Linked DNA regions of Homo sapiens: region 2 is linked to region 1. Evidence: read pairs that join two places in POLR2A ChIA-PET (ENCODE). Cell type or tissue: A673. All regions are shown on one strand. Links, peaks and the distances in the headings refer to the core of each region. The heading gives the core; the rest is flanking DNA. Region 1 overlaps NKAIN2 (sodium/potassium transporting ATPase interacting 2). Region 2 has its middle 100 kb from the start of RNF217.

What was found. Peaks named below come from ENCODE experiments on the same cell type or tissue, not always from the same donor. Only the 100,000 strongest peaks of a DNase experiment are listed, where the experiment ranks them.
Region 2: POLR2A ChIA-PET joins it to region 1 with 5 read pairs; 2 of 35 experiments call an interaction of 5 or more read pairs at or near these places.

What each region holds. Positions count from the first base shown.
Region 1 is chr6:124,774,595-124,784,675 of GRCh38, forward strand. The region is part of intron 4 of NKAIN2 (sodium/potassium transporting ATPase interacting 2); the gene reads left to right. Among named protein-coding and RNA genes, the nearest start is that of RNF217, 180 kb to the right of the region's middle. In A673, for the core only: no CTCF peak of the experiment used is centred there; DNase peaks (open chromatin) are centred at 3,567, 4,557, 4,927 and 6,257; H3K27ac peaks cover 7,120 bases.
Region 2 is chr6:124,852,444-124,862,524 of GRCh38, forward strand. No RefSeq gene overlaps it. Among named protein-coding and RNA genes, the nearest start is that of RNF217, 100 kb to the right of the region's middle. RefSeq lists a silencer at 4,067-4,267. In A673, for the core only: CTCF peaks have their summits at 2,080 (motif pointing left) and 2,282; no DNase peak of the experiment used is centred there.

The sequences.
Region 1 (10,081 bases), core at 731-8,730:
CCTGTAATTCGATCACTTTGGGAGACTGAGGCAGGCAGACCACCCAAGGTTTGGAGTTTGAGACCAGCCTGGCCAACATGATGAAACCCTGTCTCTAGTAAAAATACAAAAGTTATCTGGGCATGGTGGTGTGCACCTGTAATCCCAGCTACTTGGGAGGCTGAGGCAGGAGAATTGCTTGAGCCCGGGAGGTAGAAGTTGCAGTGAGCCAAGATCACACCATTGTACTCCAGCATGGGCTAGAAGAGCAAAACTTCATCTCAAAAAAAAAAAAAAAAAAAAGATACTGTCAACATCTTGTATCTTTGACAGTATCTTTGGACAGTTGTTGTCCAAAGATACAAGCACCAAGGATACTGTTAATGAATGTGATGATTTTAAAAAAATAAACCTCCAATTCTAGAGAGAAGAGAAGAGAAAGGTTTAATTTCCTGACCTCTAAACCATCTGTGCTCTCAAAACACTTGAACATAGGGTATGGAAGAGGCACAGTCAATATTTGATAATCAAATAATTCAAGCATATTTTTTACTTCCATGAAAGGACAATGCTTCATTTCTTTTAACAACAGGCTTTTGAACTATTGAGTATTCATTGGACTGGGAGTGAGGAAAAAAGCAGATATTCAGACAATATTTGAGACAGGCAAATGTGGAACTCAGAAGTGAGTTTTCCATCTGCCACTTTTTTAGGAGGCCGATTGGGCCAAGCCATTCTGAACCTTCTTTTGCAGCTTTCTTGGGATGAAGCCAGCCTTTAATCTCCTCAAAGGAACTTCTGTTCGTATTCATTGAATTAATGGTTTTACTTAAGAAGTTGATACAGTACAGCTTTAAAAACAACAACGAAACCTACATTATAAATTGAAGTCATCTCCAAGTAGTATATTCAAGTTCTGAATTAATTATATAGGAGATTTTGACCATCCAGAGAACATTACATTATTTCTGTTTATTTAATCCCATTTCATTTTCCTTCAAAAACTCTTCAAATAGGATATAGTCATATACAGGTAAAACTGAATTTTTCATGTAAAAGTGAATTGTAATTGCATGTGACTATAAAGAGATCGTTATCTGTGAAATGGGAAAATGCCTGCAACATCAAGCTTGCACTCTACGTGAGCAGTGACCCTACTATCTTAGCTATGATAACACTGCAAGGAGCTAAACCATCAGTCAGGGTTACTGCACTGGACAGCTTCAGAACCCTCTTGACACTGATTTAATTGAAATAATGATTTTTTTTTCCTTTTACTATCCTGAACATTTCTGTTCTTTTAGAGAGGTCAAGCTACTGAAATACCAATAGTATCCAAAGGGTCCAAAGGGTCAAGGCCAAGGGCAGCAACAAAAGTTTGTCATTGTACAGCATAAGAGGATCTGGTAATGTGGAAGTACCTCACTCCTGTGCCAGCTTCAGTACACGGCTCCTTTTCCCTGAGGCTGGCAGCTCTGGCAGAAATTAAAGCAAACCTTAGCCTCCTAAATCCAATTGCAGTTTGGATTGGAGGAGTTTTTGTTCTGAAAGAATATGTAGTGATCTGTGTTCATACTGTCCATCCTGTAAGCAATGATTAAAACTAATTTAGCTTGGTTATTCATTAAGTCTCCATGGACATTTTTGCATAACTATGGACTTTATATTTCTACCCAACAGTTTAGCACTGACTAGCCCTTGGGTTTATTGTACCCTACACTGGCTTCTTGCTGACAGTACCATGCTTGAGACTGACTTTTGAGTTTGAAAAGAGCAGAAATTCTAGACTAGAATTTCTAGAGGAAGAGTAGGAAGTGGATCACTTCACCTCTCATTTTTATTTGCACTCCAGTCACTCAATACACTGCTTTAGATCAAGGACAGGAACCATAGCCACAGAAAGGTCGTGAGGAAGTACATCATCATTCCAGTCTGTAGTCTACCTAATTCCAAATAGCATGTGATATGTGTATGTGTTTGGGAGGTGAAAGGGTAGGATGCCCTTGCCTTACAAATAGCTAAAGCTCTTAAGGGTAGGGTTGTGCGTTTTATTTCTGCTATAGTCTTGTATTCATCCACACTTCCACTTTAATATAGCCTGAACTCTCTTATTATACACCGTAATTTTTATCACATCTTTCTATTATACAGTGTTTTCTAAGAGATAAAAGTATGGTTTCCACTGTTTTTTTCTTTAGCAATTGCTGGAGTATTATGCTTCAAATTATAGGCACTCTAGATTGACAATTGTTCATATATTTTTGTGCCAAGTAGTCTTTTATCAGTTACTTACATTTAGCAGAATTAGAAGGTCTCATTTTTCTATTGCTGAGTGTCTATATTCATCTTAGTCGTAGCATATTTTCTTAGTTATAGATATTCAATTTAGATTAAAGGCTTAGATGTTGTATTATCATTAATAAAGAGAAATAGTTGGTTTCAACCTAAAATTTTTACCTCTTCAAAATAAAAGATATTCAAGGTAATATATGCTCATGTGATCAGATTTTTTAGTATTTTCTAAAGATTTAAATATAAGAATTCTGTATAATTCAGATTTTTAATAAATAATATTAAAGTGCAGATGGAAAGTTATGCTTTTGTGTATTTATTTATGTTTACTTTCCTAATCAGCTGCATATAAAGGAAGAAATTTCAGTCTATGAAGTGTATATTCTAAAGAGCTATCAAAAATGCCCATGGATGCCAGGGAGAATGTAGCCTTTTACATCCTGAGCTTGACTGGCAGACAGTAGAGTGGTTAAGAACATGGATTCTGGAGTCAGTCACCCTGGGTTTGAATCTCAGCTCCACTACCTATTAGCAGGTGACTTTGAAGAAGACTTTTAACTTCTCTATGCCACCAATTCCTCATCTATAAAGAGAATATAATAACTATACCTATCTCATAAAGTGATTGTGAGGAGTAAGAATTTATGCATAAACAGTGCTTGGCACAGAATGAATACTATACTAATGCTAATTGTTATTATTCACTAATATTCTCATATTGAATATATTCATCAGAGATGAGGAACAGCAAAGTCTGCCTGCCTTTTAGGAAGTTGTGAAGGTTGAAATTGATATATAACTTGGAATAGTGAAGTTGCAAGTCACTGGGAGTCAGAGTTATCTAAAGAAAGGGATTTAGAAGGAATCATACTCACAAACAAATTCTAGCTGAGGACCTTTTAGAGTGGAGGAAAGAGGTGAGGTATAAAAAATTTCTCTTACATTGTCTAATTTTAGAAAATTGACCTGCAGAAGCAGACTGAGGCTAATTACAGAATTCAGCCATCCTTCATAAAAGACCACAAAAATCAGCAGAATGTCATTTCTTACTCAGTATTTCTTGCTTTATTAGAAATCACATTCACACACACACACACACACACACACACAAACACACACACATGTACACAGAGATGACATCCAGTAATGAGGTTTTAACAATTTTGAAGTCATTAAGGTACAGTGAGGAGATAGACAGATTGTCATCAAACTTCGCTTTTCTGGGAGAACAAGTGATAATGACAGCATCTTTAAAGGCAAGAAAAAAATGCAAACAGCTTGCTCTCCCCCTGAGCTCTGATGCTGTGGTAATAACAAGCTCATGCCTTTGTATCTTTTCAAATGTAGTCGGAAATATAATGGAATGGAAAACATGTTTTCCTGAAGTTAAGGGAAAAAAACTACAAGTCAAAGGAGATATTAAAATGCCGAGTTTAAGGAACGAAAACATGGTTCTTATAGCACTTGATAGCAATTTTTAAATAATACTTCAAAAAAAAAAAGCCCTGCATAGGGGACAATTCTCAGCAGTCTCCTTTTTTGATATTTGACAAATTATCAAATTATTTTTCTTCTCCTACTCTTGTGTTTCTTTAATAGAGTCATCAATGTTGTATTCTCCTTGATATTTTTTGGCAAGTGTATAATAAAAAAATTTTAATGATATAATAATTTAAAAGAGAAAGTAAGAACTGATGATCTGGATAGAATTAGTTTGATATAAATATAGAGAAAATTCGAGCTCAGAAATATGAGTGATATTTACTAATAAAGATAGGTAAATAACTCTTAAAGAACTTTTAAAATTTGAGTAGTAAGAGAAGCAATTCCAATCCCCATATTTAAACTTCTCTTTTAGAAGGCGATTCCAAAAAATCTCTAAATTAGCTAACCATTCTCAACCTCTGCCTGCTTAAAGGAAAAAAAAGAAAAAATCAGAAACCACTTGAGCCAATTAATACATATACTAGGGAGAAAAAGAGACATTAAAAACTACCTTCCTTCTTGTAGGAATGGCTGAATAGAGTCAAAAACCGATGAACATTTACAAATGAGGAGAATTAATATATTTTTTGCTTCTCCTAGGAGCTCAAAGTGCATTCATAGTTATGATTTTTTTATCTTCATCTTGGGCCCATAAACGAGATGAAATATATTGTCAGGAGCGCAAGACCAGCCTGGCCAACATGGCAAAACTTCCTCTCTACTAAAAAATTATACAAAAATTAGCTGGGCGTGGTGGCACAGGCTTGTAATCCCAGATACTTGGGAGGTTTTGAGATGTGGGAGAATCAGTTGAGCCCTGGAGGTGGAGGTTGCGGTGAGCAGAGATCGTGCCACTGCATTCCAGCCTGGGCGACAGAGCCAGACTCCAACAAAGAAAGAGAGAGAGAGAGAGAGAGAGAGAGAGAGAGAGAGGAAGGCAGGAAGGAGGGAGGGAGGGAGGGAGGGAGGGAAGGAAGGAAGGAAGGAAGGAAGGAAGGAAGGAAGGAAGGAAGGAAGGAAGGAAGGAAGGAAGTCCTCCTGTCACTATTTAATCATGAAATCCTAAAGCAAAATTATTTAAATGAGTTGGTTCAAGATATAAGATTGGAAGTAACTGAAAATAAAAACCAGTTAATCCTTGAGAGCCTAATGTCCTTTAACAGATGAGTAAGTAAATAAATTGTGGCATCCTGGAAGAGTTTTGCTATAATGGCCTCCAATTGATTTTGACATTGAGATGATAGCAAACATCATACAGAGACCTGAGAAGTGCACCTTACTATTATTGCTCTTTAAGCCTGCCACACCAGTGTGAACAAGCCCAGATTATTCTGATGAATGATTAGATATGTGAGACCACAAATATGGGGTCCATTTATTTGACTTCATCACCCCCACCTAACAATAAGCCAAGCCCCAGAAAAAAAGTGCTACCCAGATGATTCACAGTCAACCATAGACTCATGAGTGAGCCCAACCAAATTCAGCAGAAGAACTGCCCAGCTGAACTCAATTCAAAATGTTGACCTAAAACACAATGAGCAAAAATGAATGGTTGTTACTTTAAGCCACTAAATTTTGGTTTGGTGTGTTATGTCTCAAAAGTTAGTGATAAAATTATATTCACATACTGATAGAACGCCAGTTGAAAATAAAACAATGAATTACTGTTAGATGCAGTAGCTTGGATTAATCTAAAAAATATTATATTATGCTCAGTGAAAGAAGCCAGACACCAAGCAATAAGATTCTATTGTATGAAGTTCAAGACCCAGCAAAAGTATTCTATGGTTATCAAAATCAGAACAGGTGTGGCCTGGTGGGTGGTGTAAGGGTTGGGAGAGTGGTGAGGATGAAAGGCCAAGAAGGAACTTTCGGGGGTAGTAGAAATATTCTTGGTTACTCTAGAGAATGCTGATAGTCCAGTAGTCCAGTTTAAGAATTAATATGCAAAAATGAATTAAGTTGTGCAATATAGGTATTTCTCAGGGTGCTATATGAGCACAGAGAGTGAGGAATGCCTATCTGTGCTTTTTGGTGTTTAGAAAATATTTCCCTGAGGAGTAGCCTTGAAGTAGCCCATGTTTCATGTAGGCATTCACTATATGGTGATAAATGTTGTTTGTTGGACAGAGAAATGCCTTATTCAAAAACATAAAGATATCAAACAGCATGGCATGTATAGTAGAGGAACTGCCAGAGATTTAATATGGAAGAGTAAAGGGGAGCCACAAGTGTTGGGGCTGAAAGCATAGGCTTGAGCCAATCATGAATGTCCTTCGACACTTTGCTATCATGTCTTTACCTTGTGAGCAAAAAGAGTTATCGTTTAGATTTTCAAGCTCTTAGAATCATCCCATCCATCTGACTCTCCACCTGATATGAGACTTGCCTTGCTCACCAGCAGTAAACTGAAGACAATTAGTGACTCACCAATATATGTCTAACATAAGAAGCCCACGCTGGTGTGTAGAAGCACGTGTAAGCAATTCAGAGGAGAACTATAAAATCATGATGAGTCGGAACCACTGAAATGGTAATTAAATGAGTGGGAGGAGCATGTGCATTCTCCTACATGCTCCAGGTTTCCCACAAGTAGTATTAAACTCCTCTGTGATTTGTCTGGTAGCTGAGCCACTTTGTTTCTTGATGATTTCCAAGCTCTGCTAATTCAAAGCTCAGTATTATCATCTGTATCCAGATTTCCGACTTGGAAAACTAGGTGAACTTAATTTTAACTTTTTTTTAAGTGAATGTGAATTCACTCTGATTATTAGAATCTTATGTTCCCTTTGCTTGAGAGTATTGTCAGTTTTGCCTTTTGGATAAACTAAGAAGACTGTGTGAAAATGAGAAGCATAGGATTTAGGGTCCATAGGCATGAATCAAGTCCTCTCATTATGTCTGAATCTTGGGAGAGCACTATATAACTTCTCTAAGCCTCAGTTTTTTCATTTATAAATAATAGATGATGATAGAAATTATCTCCTTAGTTTTGGAAAGAATGGATAGCAGAATGGCTGTAAAGATGTTACCACATGCCCAGAATATAGTGAACAGTAATGGCAGCTATTACTTTAAATAGTAATCACTGGCATTTCCTTTCCTACCTCCCAGCTGTTACCAGGATGTGAGGGGTTGGTTAGATGATTGGTTGGTTTTGAGGTTTAAGCACTAAAAATAAAAAAGTAATGCACAGAAATACAATTGCACTTTTTCCTAGGTTATATATTCCCAAACGGTAATAATGGTATTGCTAGTAATTAATGAAATCCCTTCAGTCTGAGGTTTATGACATTCTGTTTCACCCTTGCATTGGCTATGAGCTACGTAGAAAGAAGACAATCTAAGATTTATATTGAAAAGAAGGTAACTCAGATGGAAAGGAAGAAAGGGTCAGTGAAGAACACCAATTATAGCCAAGTTCTGACTCCAAAGTTATTCAGTCCAACTAGATTATACTGCTACACATGGATAGACTTGACGGGCCTTTTAAGTGACACTTCGATTCAGTATTGTGCCTTTTAAAATTGCTTTGGGAAAAAACTGGTCTTCAAATTTGTGTCTTCCCCAATCCACATTTTATTCCCCTGGAGGGTTCTTTTTCTTTTCCTACCTTCACTCCCATTCATCTTCCTTGCCACATACTGCAACAAGTACTTTGCTTCAGAGGCACGCTTTATTGGATGCCACATAAAATACCTTTTCATAAGCATAAAGCTTATTCCCACAGATGTCATGGGAAAGGGACCAATTGCTCTAAGGTTCCTACTTAACTGTATTTTCAAAACCCTAATAATGCATCTGAGTTTACGATAACATTTTAAAGTCACTCTTCTCTCTAGCTGGTTTGTCCTGATGTTTCCGTTGAGTTTAACTGTTTCTTTTTTAGTGCAATGAGAGTACTACTGACATCATTTTTGTATAATATTAATCAATGCATTATTTTTGATCACTGGATATGTGCTGAAGTCTCAGGTGCATTGTATATTCCACACTTTCCTTATCTTCCAATCTAGTACCTCTAAAAAGAAGGAAATGTTAACGTAGTTTTAGCCCCTTTCTTTTTCCAAATGCACCTATTTAATGCCAGTTATTTTTGCAACTAAATATTTTAATACAAATAATCTTCTCTCCTAGTCTCTACAGAGAAATCTGGCCTTGTGTTCCCATTGTCATCACTGGGGCAGCATACTCCTTCCAGTGAAATTCATGGATCCTTCTTTAGCCTTGTCTACTAATGTTAGAGAATATTCAATATGGGCAAATTTATTTTTACAAATGCCTTACCTTTTGTATAGTTAATTTTGCTATTGGTACCCTATTATCTCTGATCAAAAATGATGTTACTTGTACCATTTGCTCCCCAAAGAGCTATGTAGTGATTTTGTTCAAAAATTCTGTAGACAGTATTAATTGTGTACATTTTACAGAACATTTAAAAATTACACTTTCTGCTTCAAATGATTCATTATGAATAAATCAGAGTTCCTTTTGCACATTACAAACATACAATCTTAAACTTAGCTTTACCATTAAAATAGTATGGTATTATTGATAGTTGCTTTTTACATTTCCCAATTATTTTCAATGAATAGTTTTGGTTAAGGACTCCCCTATGGCTCTTATCTCTAAACCGGAAGGCGATTTCATGGTAGTTCTATTGCACTAGATTGGCCATTTCTTTGATCATCTCCCAACCGGCACATGTATGGAATGGTTGAACTACTGCTGTCAATACAGTTTTAAAAACGAATCTGATATGTAAACCCTGAGAGAGGTATTAACCATAATGACATTTGAATGTTATTAGCCATCTTTCGTCCTGCCTGAGTATCTTCTGCTCTGCCCAGTTTACTAATACACCAGACTCCTCTGAACTAGGATAACTTTTTGATAAGTTTGGACTGAAGAAATCTACCAGTTTCCAGAGACTATTTCATAACAGGAATGATTTGGTAAACCAGTGTTGGCATTTAGTTCAGTCTATTTCCCAACTTAAATAGATAATACCAGTTTGCATGTATGTCTAGTTTTATTTAATCTTTTAAAAAGTGTTTAATACAGTCATGCTTGATGATGCAGCAGAATACCTAAAGGCTGGTATTAAGATATGTTTCTGATCCTCTGAAAAGCTTTTCTGACCCAGTAGGCTGTGAACATTCACAATAGCCCTGGAGGCAATCCTCCATGTGTTATTGCAGGTTGATAACTGCACCTGGATTACTCGTAGCAGAGAAAATTTGCAGTGTGTTCCACAATAGTCCAGCCAGTGGATTAGTATGAGATAAGAATCATCTGGTAAACAATACAGATGATATACCAGCCCACATAATAAAATACTTCATATAAAGACCTTCATTAATAACACTGATATAATCACATTTGAATCCTTTGCTGAAGCAATCTCAAATTATGTAGATGGAATAAGATGAAAAAGAGCAAGTAAAAATCATCTGCAACTTAAAATTATACTTTGTGTGTGCATAATATCCTTCTGTTCAAATTCCTATTACAAAAAGCATGGGCTTAGAGCCTATGAATTATGAATTCAGAACAAAATTGGATTATTTAATTTAAATAAAACATACAACCAATGTATTTGGAATGTGAGATAATTGTGGGTAAAAAGTAGTGTTGCTACTCCTCATTTCTAATCATGTTGGCATAAAGGCACAAAATTAAAATGTGTCTTTGTACTTAAGAAAACAAGCATATCTACTTGGTTTAGATATATTTATAACTCATAAATTATAATATGAAGGTTTTTAAACATAAATAGAACTGTCCTAAAATGTAGTATTTTTCAAGTAAACTTTTATGGTGAGATAATTATAGATCATATGCAATTATATGAAATAAAATGAGAGATTCTGTTTACACTTTACCCAGTTTCTCCAAATAGTATTACCTTGCAAAAATTAGTACAGCTTCACTTTTCGGATCTGGGTATTGATACAGTCAAGACATAGAACAGTTTCATCACCACAAGGATCCCGTATATTGCCTTTTTACGGCCACATTCACTTCCTTCTAACCCACCCCCCTTAGTCCCTGGAAACCACCAACCTGTTCTCGATTTCTACAGTTTTATTATGTCAAGAATGTTCTACAACTAGGATCATATAACATACAACTTTTTGGGTTGGCTTTTTTTCACTAACCTCAATTCTATGGAAATTCATGCAGGCTGTTGCATGTATCAGTCATCCCTTCCTTTTTCTTGCTGAGTAATATTTCATGGTATGGGTATACCAGTTTGTTTAACTATTAACCCACAGAATGACGCTGGGGTTGCGCCCACTTTGGGGCGTTATGAATAGTG
Region 2 (10,081 bases), core at 1,307-9,306, 78 kb after region 1:
TGCCCATTTTAGAGAAGATGATGCAACCTACCCCTTTGCAAAAGTCCTAAGTAAAATCTATTAAATTATTTCAGGGTTTACATCTTGATTCCTTACACAGTCTTTGTTGCAACTATTTGACACTGCCATTATAGCTTGAAAGCAGCCATAGACATTATTAGAATGATGGATGTGACTGTGTTTCAATAAAATTAATTTACAAAAACAGGCAACTGACTAGACTGAGCCCATAGGCTGCAGTTTGTCAACTCCTAAGCGACTAAAAATATGCCAGAAGTGGAAACTATGGTGCCGTGATGTTGTCTATACTGAGATAGAAGCACAATTTTTTTTGTAAATGCAGAAAACATCCTCTTTTTTGTCTCCTAAAGTCTCTGGTTGTTGCATATTTTATTTTAAATATAACCATGTACCGAAGTCTGAAAAATTAAGAGTTCAAATGAACAGGCAGAGAAAAATATATGCTGTGACCCTCAGATCAAACAGCTTTCATATATTCATTAATATATCTTAAACATCTTTATGGGTTACCAATGATGCATAAGGAGCTGTGCTGGGTACTGTAAGAAACCCAAAGATGGGTAATATTCAGTCCCTTTCATCAGGAAGTTAAGAACCCAGTAGAAAAAATAATACATTCTTACAAATATAGGATGTTAAATACACATAGAAATGTGTCACAGAAGAAAATAAAAATACGTTTTTCTAGATGAGGGAGAAATTACTCTTAGCTGGCTTGAGGAAATGTGGAAGTTTAGGAGAGAGATCACAGCCCCTTTCCTGAAGGAAATAACATTAGGTTACTATGAAAGTAACTGTGTTTTTTGCCATTGAAAGTAATAGCAAGAACCGTAATTACTTTTTGCACCTCATATATGAGACATGTCTCATAGACTTGGATAAATACAAATTTAAAAGACAATCCCAAGGGAAAGGACATAAAAAACAAAGAGTACAACATACATAAAATCCCGGTGGTAAAAAAATAAAGCTATGTGAACAAAAATGAATAATTACTTTTTATAAAAATATAAAGTAATATGCTGAATGTAGATAAGGCCAGAGAGTTAAATGGGAGCAAGACATTATTGGGACTTAAAAGGCATTGGAACAGAATGAATCCAGGTTTGGGCAGGTAGAAGCTCACACAGTGTTTTAAGCCCTACTGAAGAAAAAGAATATATATAAAATTACATATAAAAGTAAACATGTATTCAGAATGAGAAAAGAAGTTACAACAAATCAAAAAGTTTTAAAAGTAGACAAACGCTACAAAAATCACAAGATCCAGAATCGATCTTAACGCTTGGATTATGTTACTATCTGAAATACCCCATTGACTGGCTACACTCTTCGATCATATTGCCACATGACAAAGACTATAACTCAGCCGCCTTTCCTCTAGCACAGCTGACCAACATGTTTTAATGATAGTATATAAAAGTGTCTTTCGGCTTCACAAAACATTGTTGATGATGGTAAATTTTTAGGAATACTGTCAAATTTGGGAAAGTGTTTATATTGCGAGATTTCAGGGCATTTCCAATTATCTTACTCAGTGACTAATTGTAAATATTTCTTAAATTGATGAAAAATTTGTCATTAATGTCCTCATATAGTGGCATATCATTCGTTTTATGCTATCTTTCTTGAAGGAAGTAATATGTGTCAAGAATTTAAATCTTTTTCCAGTGTGTTCAGATGATTCATGCCTCATGGGTAATCAGGTTAGTAAACAATTCAGGAACCTACTCATTATTTCTATTTGTAGAGCATGTGTCTTCTTTTTGATGAACTTAAAGGGAAGCAATCTCATAAGATGAGGAAACCTGAGGTGTGGCAATATCTATGGACCACTAAAATAATACTTTGAAAAATTTTAATTATGAATTATGTATTTCTACAGTTTGGAAACCTCATTACTTATTTCAGTAATTAAAGGTACTAGTGGAAATAGTTAAATTATTTTAAATGTTCAAAAATATATAACCAAAGAACACACCATCTTAGGAGGTCATAAAATTAATAATTCCTCCTGATGAAACAATTTATTATGATACATTTCTAGTGCCATCTAGTGTTTAAAAGAGTATATATGAATTTCTCAAAGACTATAGGCAAAATAAGTAAACAATTTAGTTTTAATTTTTATCAACATACATTCTTTGATTCTACATCTCAGTGATACCATCTAAGATTTTATATTAAAAATTGACAACAAAATAATTTTAAGCCCACAGAGCTTTTAGAAATTAATTAAATTCTTATGCAATAAAAGGAATTAATTCTGTCACTATGCTGAAAAAAGACAAGTCAGGACTTCAAGCTACTATAAGACAGAGAGACTAGTTCTCATTGAAATGTCTAATCCGATAGATATTTTCAATAGAGTCTTAGGTCAAGAAGAATATTTTTGGTTAAATCAAGATGAATTTAAGCTGTGTAAGTGATATCTTTTTAAACCATTATGACTAACTTTATAGCTCTACTAAAGGCAAAAGGTTTTATTTAACAAATCAGTCAGTTTACTGTTGCTGTCACCAAATCCAGATATTTAAGTATCTCAATTTTATCAAAATAACATAGCTTCCTTGATTTTACTATTTGTATCCTATAAAAACAATATTACATTAACAAACAAAAGCTTATCTAACCATTTTTTATTGTTATGTGCAAAACCTAAAACTAGAAATTTAAAAACTTCTGCAAATTCAACATGAGAAATAGGCAACAGACTTGTTTTCTTTATCCTCCTTTTACTATTAATTCACTGACAATATAAAACAGCTGATTTAGATATCATTAAACTCATATTGCTCTTCTATTCTGAGGTTTTAGACTGAGAAACAAAGTCAAAACAAATTACAAATTCAAAAACCAAATGCATACTGCAAATATCATAAGATGAGACACAACCAAAAAAGAGAATTTTAGACCAATATCCTTGATGAATGTTGATGCAAAAATCCTCAATAAAATACTGGCAAACCAAATCTAGCAGCACATCAAAAAGCTTATCCACCACGATCAAGTGGGCTTCATCCCTGGGATACAAGGCTGGTTCAATATACGCAAATCAATAAATGTAATCCAGCATATAAACAGAACCAAAGACAAAAACCACATGATTATCTCAATAGATGCAGAAAAGGCCTTTGACAAAATTCAACAACCCTTCATGCTAAAAACTCTCAATAAATTAGGTATTGATGGGATGTATCTCAAAATAATAAGAGCTATCTATGACAAACCCACAGCCAATATCATACTGATTGGGCAAAAACTGGAAGCATTCCCTTTGAAAGCTGGCACAAGACAGGGATGCCCTCTCTCACCACTCCTATTCAACACAGTGTTGGAAGTTCTGGCCAGGGCAATTAGGCAGGAGAAGGAAATAAATGGTATTCAATTAGGAAAAGAGGAAGTCAAATTGTCCCTGTTTGCAGACGACATGATTGTATATCTAGAAAACCCCATTGTCTCAGCCCAAAATCTCCTTAAGCTGATAAGCAACTTCAGCAAAGTCTCAGGATACAAAATCAATGTGCAAAAATCACAAGCATTCTTATACACCAATAACAGACAAACAGAGAGCCAAATCATGAGTGAACTCCCATTCACAATTGCTTCAAAGAGAATAAAATACCTAGGAATCCACCTTACAAGGGACATGAAGGACCTCTTCAAGGAGAACTACAAACCACTGCTCAATGAAATTAAAGAGGATACAAAGAAATGGAAGAACATTCCATGCTCATGGATAGAAAGAATCAATATGGTGAAAATGGCCATACTGCCCACGGTAATTTATAGATTCAATGCATCCCCATCAAGCTACCAATGACTTTCTTCACGGATTTGGAAAAAACTACTTTAAAGTTCATATGGAACCAAAAAAGAGCCTGCATCGCCAAGTCAATCCTAAGCCAAAAGAACAAAGCTGGAGGCATCACGCTACCTGACTTCAAACTATACTACAAGGCTATAGTAACCAAAAATATCATAATGTTTTTATATGTTTTTAACCTAGGTTTACTTTTTAAAACTCAGAGTAACAAACCACTCCCTTCAGCTCACATAGGCATTTGTAACAACACAGCAATGCCACGCAAAGATTACTCTCACTTCACACTGATGAAATGGAATGGTCCGTTTTATACGTCATCTTGACTGGGCTAAGGAATGCCCAGACAGCTGGCAAAATACGATTTCGGGGTGTGTCTGTGAGGGTATTTCTGAAAGAGATTACCATATGAATCAGTAGATTTATTAAAGAAGATTTACCCTCATCAATGTGGGCCAGCATCATCAAATTCACTGAGTGCCCAAATAGCACAAAAAGGCAGAAGAAGGGTGAATTTGCCTTTTGCTGCAGCTGGGACATCCATCTTCTCCCATCTGGGGTACATTGATGCTCCTGTTTCTGGGGCCTTTGGGCTTGAACTGGAATTACACCACCAGCTTTCCTGGGCCTCCAGCTTACTGATGGCAGGTCCTGAGACTCCTCAGCCTCCATAGTTGTGTGAGCCCATTCTTCAAAATAAATATCTTTCTATATGTCTATACATATACTATTGACCCTGTTTCTTTGGAAAACCCTGACCACTACAATTGGTGCTTCTAAACCCAGGTGGATGCACAATGTTCAGTCCTCAGGAGACTCATCCACACAGCCACCACCTCTCAGTTGCCCTGTTTCTGCAGGGGCAATGTTAATTACACTCAGACTGGTCAGTCTAGTCCAGGCTTACAAGGGCCAGGAGCACTGTACCAGGCATCATAGGACTACATTTCTAGGACTACATTTCCAGGACTACCAGGAAGTCATGGAAGTATTTGATAAGTTCATTCATTCAAGAAGTTTTCAATCAACAGTTTGGCAGTACTGAGCTCCAGTCAACCCCAGAGGAGGAGAACAGGGGGTGCAAGGCAGGCAAGTTGTGCTTGGCTAGACAGTCCCTAATTAAAACTGCTAGCAATAGCAGCAGTAGAGATGTGTGAGTATATGTGAGGAACTGTGTATGTGAAGTGACAAGCAATGCAGCTAAGCCTCTCTAATAGCCCAATGGAGTATATTTTGCTGTGAGACCATCTTTGATCCATAAGCACACATCTTACCTCTCACGTGGCAGGCTCTCAACTACTTTGCTTTACCTGCTAGGTACTAAATAAAAATACTCTGAATGAGGTCTCCCTTTAAAAAAAAAAAAAAAAAAAAAAAAAAGCTACTGCAAATGAGAAAAATTTTCTGTATCTAGAGAGGGAGTAATTTTTACCTTGTTAGTTTCTGATTAATGCAGTTGCTGTTAAATTCCACCTGCTGATTAGAGTTGCAACGTTAAAAAAGCTCCCAGAAATAGTTCTTGAATTATTCATCTTTAACCCTAAAATGTATTCTGGTTACAACAGTGGATAGTTAAATCTGGGCTGACAATTCTTACTTATACTCAATTTGAACACTAATCCTCAAGCGGAATATAGAAACGACAAACAAGAAAGAGTCATAAATTTGACCTGTCATTGTGTTTGCTCACTATTTTTTCCTTTAAACAACACATTACAAATTGCTTCAGATGTGATATAATCTTATTACATAACAAAAAGTTTTATCATTGGAACATTTTTAAACTGAATTTTTTTATTTTTCAAAAAATAAATTTATAGGAAAGCCACATATGAATTATATATTTTATTGTAAAAATATTTTTATTTAATTCATTCATTCTATCCTTTTTTCCACATAGAATTGCAATTAAGCAGTCTCAGGCACATGAAAGCAAATTATTTTAACCATCTAAGAAGTTCCAATCACAACTACCTTCATTTGATTCTTTCCAGTATTTCACAATTTTCTCTTTACAGAAATTCTGTCTAACTAATAAGTGTTTATTTTTTATCCTTGGGTATTTCTGTTAAATACCCAAGCCAATTTCTTAGGTCCTGTATTCAAAGAAAATCAATATTAGTGCATCATTCCTTTTCATATATATATGAAAAACAAGCTTTAAGATGCCTTGTGAAGCTTTCCTCTGTAAGATAAATAATCGTTTCTTTTTTTTGGTAGGTCTTTACTCCAAACCCTCTAAGTCAAAATAGTTTATTTACTTAAAAATTCATTTGTTTGTTCTTTCATTTAATATTAAAATCTTTTCTTGATTCCGAAAAAGCTGGAAGCATTTTACAGATTTAAAGGACAATTTTTTCAGAATAAAGCACAAAGGAAAGCAAAGATGAGTAAAATGTTTAAAGAGTGTCATAAGAAAAGGAGCAAATGCCTTAAGATATGAGACAGTTAATCTTTTATTATGCAATCCTGGATAAGCCAGTTTCAGTTTTTGAATTTCTAAGAGTCCCACAATGGTGAAAATCATTAAGCCACTTACGAGAGCTTAATGCTAATCATACCACACAGATTCTCGATGTTCTCTTGCCTACACTAGCTCAGGTGACATTTTATGGACCAAGTGAGCAAGAGGAGATGAGCCAAAATGGCCTGAGGAACAAATCAGACCAGCCCAATGGGACAGTGACCCTGGCTGGGAGAGCTGGAAACAACAAAGTCACATTATGACCTGGAGAGAGAGCCTTCTCTGCAGGTTCCACTTTAAGCCGTACCCCTTCCAATCTGACCGTTCTCAGCATCTCTGCCTCCATCACACTGACCCAAGGCACTAGTTTTTACCTTTCCTGTGTCACCACAGTAGTCTCCTAACTAGCTTTCCTGCTTCTACTCTTGGCCCCATGTATTATAATAATAGATATATAGTAGATAATTGGCCCCATCTATTGGCTATCAATTATTATAATTATATATGTTTAATATATTATAATTATCTATAACATACTTAATATATTATGATTATCTATTATCCAATTATCTAGAATTAAATATATTAGATATAATATAATTGAATATATCATATTTAATATACATTAAATGATATATTTTTAATTTATATATAATCATAATATATTAAATGTATAATATATTTAATATAATAACAATAGCCAATAGATGAGGGCCAATTTTCTACTATATATCTATTATTATAATACATGGGGCCAAGAGTAGAAGCAGGAAAGCTAGTTAGGAGACTGCTGTGGTGACACAGGAAAGGTAAAAACTAGTGCCTTGGTTCAGTGTGATGGAGGCAGAGATGCTGAGAATGGTCAGATTGGAAGGGGTACAGTTTAAAGTTTAATATTTAATAATTGTTAAATATATATTAAATATATAATTATTAAATATTAATATATATGATATAATTAAATATATTATATTTCCGGCTTCCACTCTTGGCCCCATCTATTATAATAATATATATAATAGTTCTTCACATAGCAGCCAGAAGAATCCACTTAAAATATAACTTGGATCATGTCACTCTCCTCCACAAAACTCTTTGGTAGCTCTCTATTACCCCCAACATAAAATGAACCTCCTTTACTAAGACTTAAAGGACTTACTGTGAGCTAGCTCCAGCATATGTATATCAGGCCTCATTTACTACCACATTCTCTCCAGTCATACTGACTCCCTTGATCTTTCTCAAATACCTCAAGAACACTCTCACTTCAGATTCTTACGATTGCTGTCCCTTTGCCTCAAACATTCTTTCTTCAGATATTTGCTTGTTGATACTCTCACTTCAATCAAGTCTTCTAATCAAACATCTAAAAGATGTCTTCCATGACCATGCCATCTAAAATGGCTGCCACCCATCACTCTTAGTACCACACCTGCCTTTCCTTTTCTCTTCATAGCACTTACAATTATCATTTATTTGTATGAGAATTGACTGTCTCCACCACTAGAATGTAAGATCCATGTGGACAGAAACATTGATATCTTTTCAACAGTGTCCTTCACTTAGAACAGTAACTGGTACATATGGTGCCACTATATACTTATTGGATGAAGAAAAGATTAAGTAAGAAACTCTTGATATGATAGAGAGGAATTTAAGGAAGTCTAGAGCTTCCAGTTTTCTTAAGGTGGTATTGAACTAAAAAAAAAATGTATTTGATATTGCCTAAAGAAATATTGTTGATCTCCTGACATCACAAACTGATGTTCGCATTTGGATGTTTGAAAGGTACCTAAAACTGAAATCCACGCTTGATCTTACCCCAAAACCAGTGCTTCCAGGTTCTAGGTTACCAATTTCTGACAGTTTTATGTTCTGACCATGTTCAAGGTACCCTATTTATCTCCATCTCTCTCATCACTTCTCAGGTCTAAGTTAGGAAAAGGCCCATCACACTCACCTGTTAACATGACATCCATCATCATCTGCCCCCAGTCTACACTCCACTGTCATCAAACTGATACCTTTAAAATGCGAATCAGGTTATCCCCACATTCACCACCACATCCCACACACATACACACAGTCACTTCCACCTAAAGTGCTTCAAGGCTTCCCAGTTCTTTTATAATAAAGGCAAAATTCTTAACACTGTCTCCAAGGCCCTACATGGCCTGGCCCTGTCGACCTCACAATCACTATCTTGCCTTCTATGCTGGTTCTCTGTTTTCAAGGCATACAGCCCCTCACTCTCCTCACAGAGAGCCTGCAGTCCACTTTCCTTCTATGAGAATGCCCTTCCTCCTTGTCCCTTCTCAGTCCCTCCTTCTTGGCTCAGTTGATTTCTACTCATTCCTTAGAATGAGTGGTTTGTCTTTCACAAAAATGGCCACAACAACACTTTTGTTCCATAAGAGCTTCCCCAGAACCTTGACTCACTCCCATAAAGAGGTGGATTCGATTTTCTCTTCTCCTTCAAGCTGGCCATAACTTTGTAACTACCTTCAGAACAAAACAGTAGAAGCAACACCATGATACAACTTCTGTCTGCCTCTTTCTCTCTCAGAATTCTCATACCTGGAACCCAGCAATGAGAAAGTCCAGGCCTCATGGAGAGGCCCCATATGTGCTCTGGTCAAGATCCCCCTGCTAAGGTCCTTGCCAATAGCCAGGCGAATGACTAAGCTCTCAGATGACTCCAGCTCCCAGCTATAGAATCCCCTTTCCCTGCACCCTCCAACCAGGTCTTTAAATCTTCCATTTGAGACTCAGATATCATGAAGCAGAGACAAAAATTCTATGTCCTGAACAAATTCCTGATCCACAGAATTTATGAACATAAATTTTGTTTTCTGCCACTGACTTGGGCCAATTTGTTACCAAACAGTAAATAACAGAAAGAGATCTCACTCAAAGTCCCCATCCTAAAGGGAGCTTCCTCTAGCTAGGACAGAATCCTCTTCCAGAGCTCCACAGACCTCTTTCACAGAAACATTTTATGTTTATTTGTGTGATTATTTGACTTTAAATTCTCAAGTATGTTGGATCTCTCTTTTTTCTCTCTGGTTTCTGTCTATTCTTTAAGTCAGATAAAATCCAAAATCAAAATGTCCATTTTCATGCTGCTGATACAGACATACCCAAGACTGGGAAGTTTACAAAAGAGAGAGGTTTATTGGACTCACAGTTCCACATTGCTGGAGAGGCCTCACAATCATGGCAGAAGGTGAGAGGCACATTTCACATGGCGGCAGACAAGAGAAGAGAATGAGGAGGAAGCAAAAGCAGAAATCCTTTAAAAAACCATCAGATCTCATGAGACTTATTTACTACCAAGAGAATAGTATGGGGAAAACTGCCCCATGATTCATTTATCTCCCACCAGGTCCCTCCCACAACACGTGGGAGTACAATTCAAGATGAGATTTGGGTGGGGACACAGAGCCAAACCATATCATTCCGCCCCGGTCCCTCCCAAATCTCATGTCCTCATATTTCAAAAACAATCATGCCTTCCCAAGAGTCACCCAAAGTCTTAACTCATTTCAGCATTAACTCAAAAGTCCACAGTTCAAAGTCTCATCCAAGACAAGGCAAGTCCGTTCCACCTATGAGCCTGTAAAATCAAAAGCAAGTTAGTTACTTCCTAGATACGATGGGGGTACAGGCAAACTTCTGCCTGGGCATCCAGGTGTTTCCATACATCTCCTGAAATCTAGGCAGAGGTTCCCAAACCCCAATCCTTGACTTCTGTGCACTTGCAGGCTCAACAC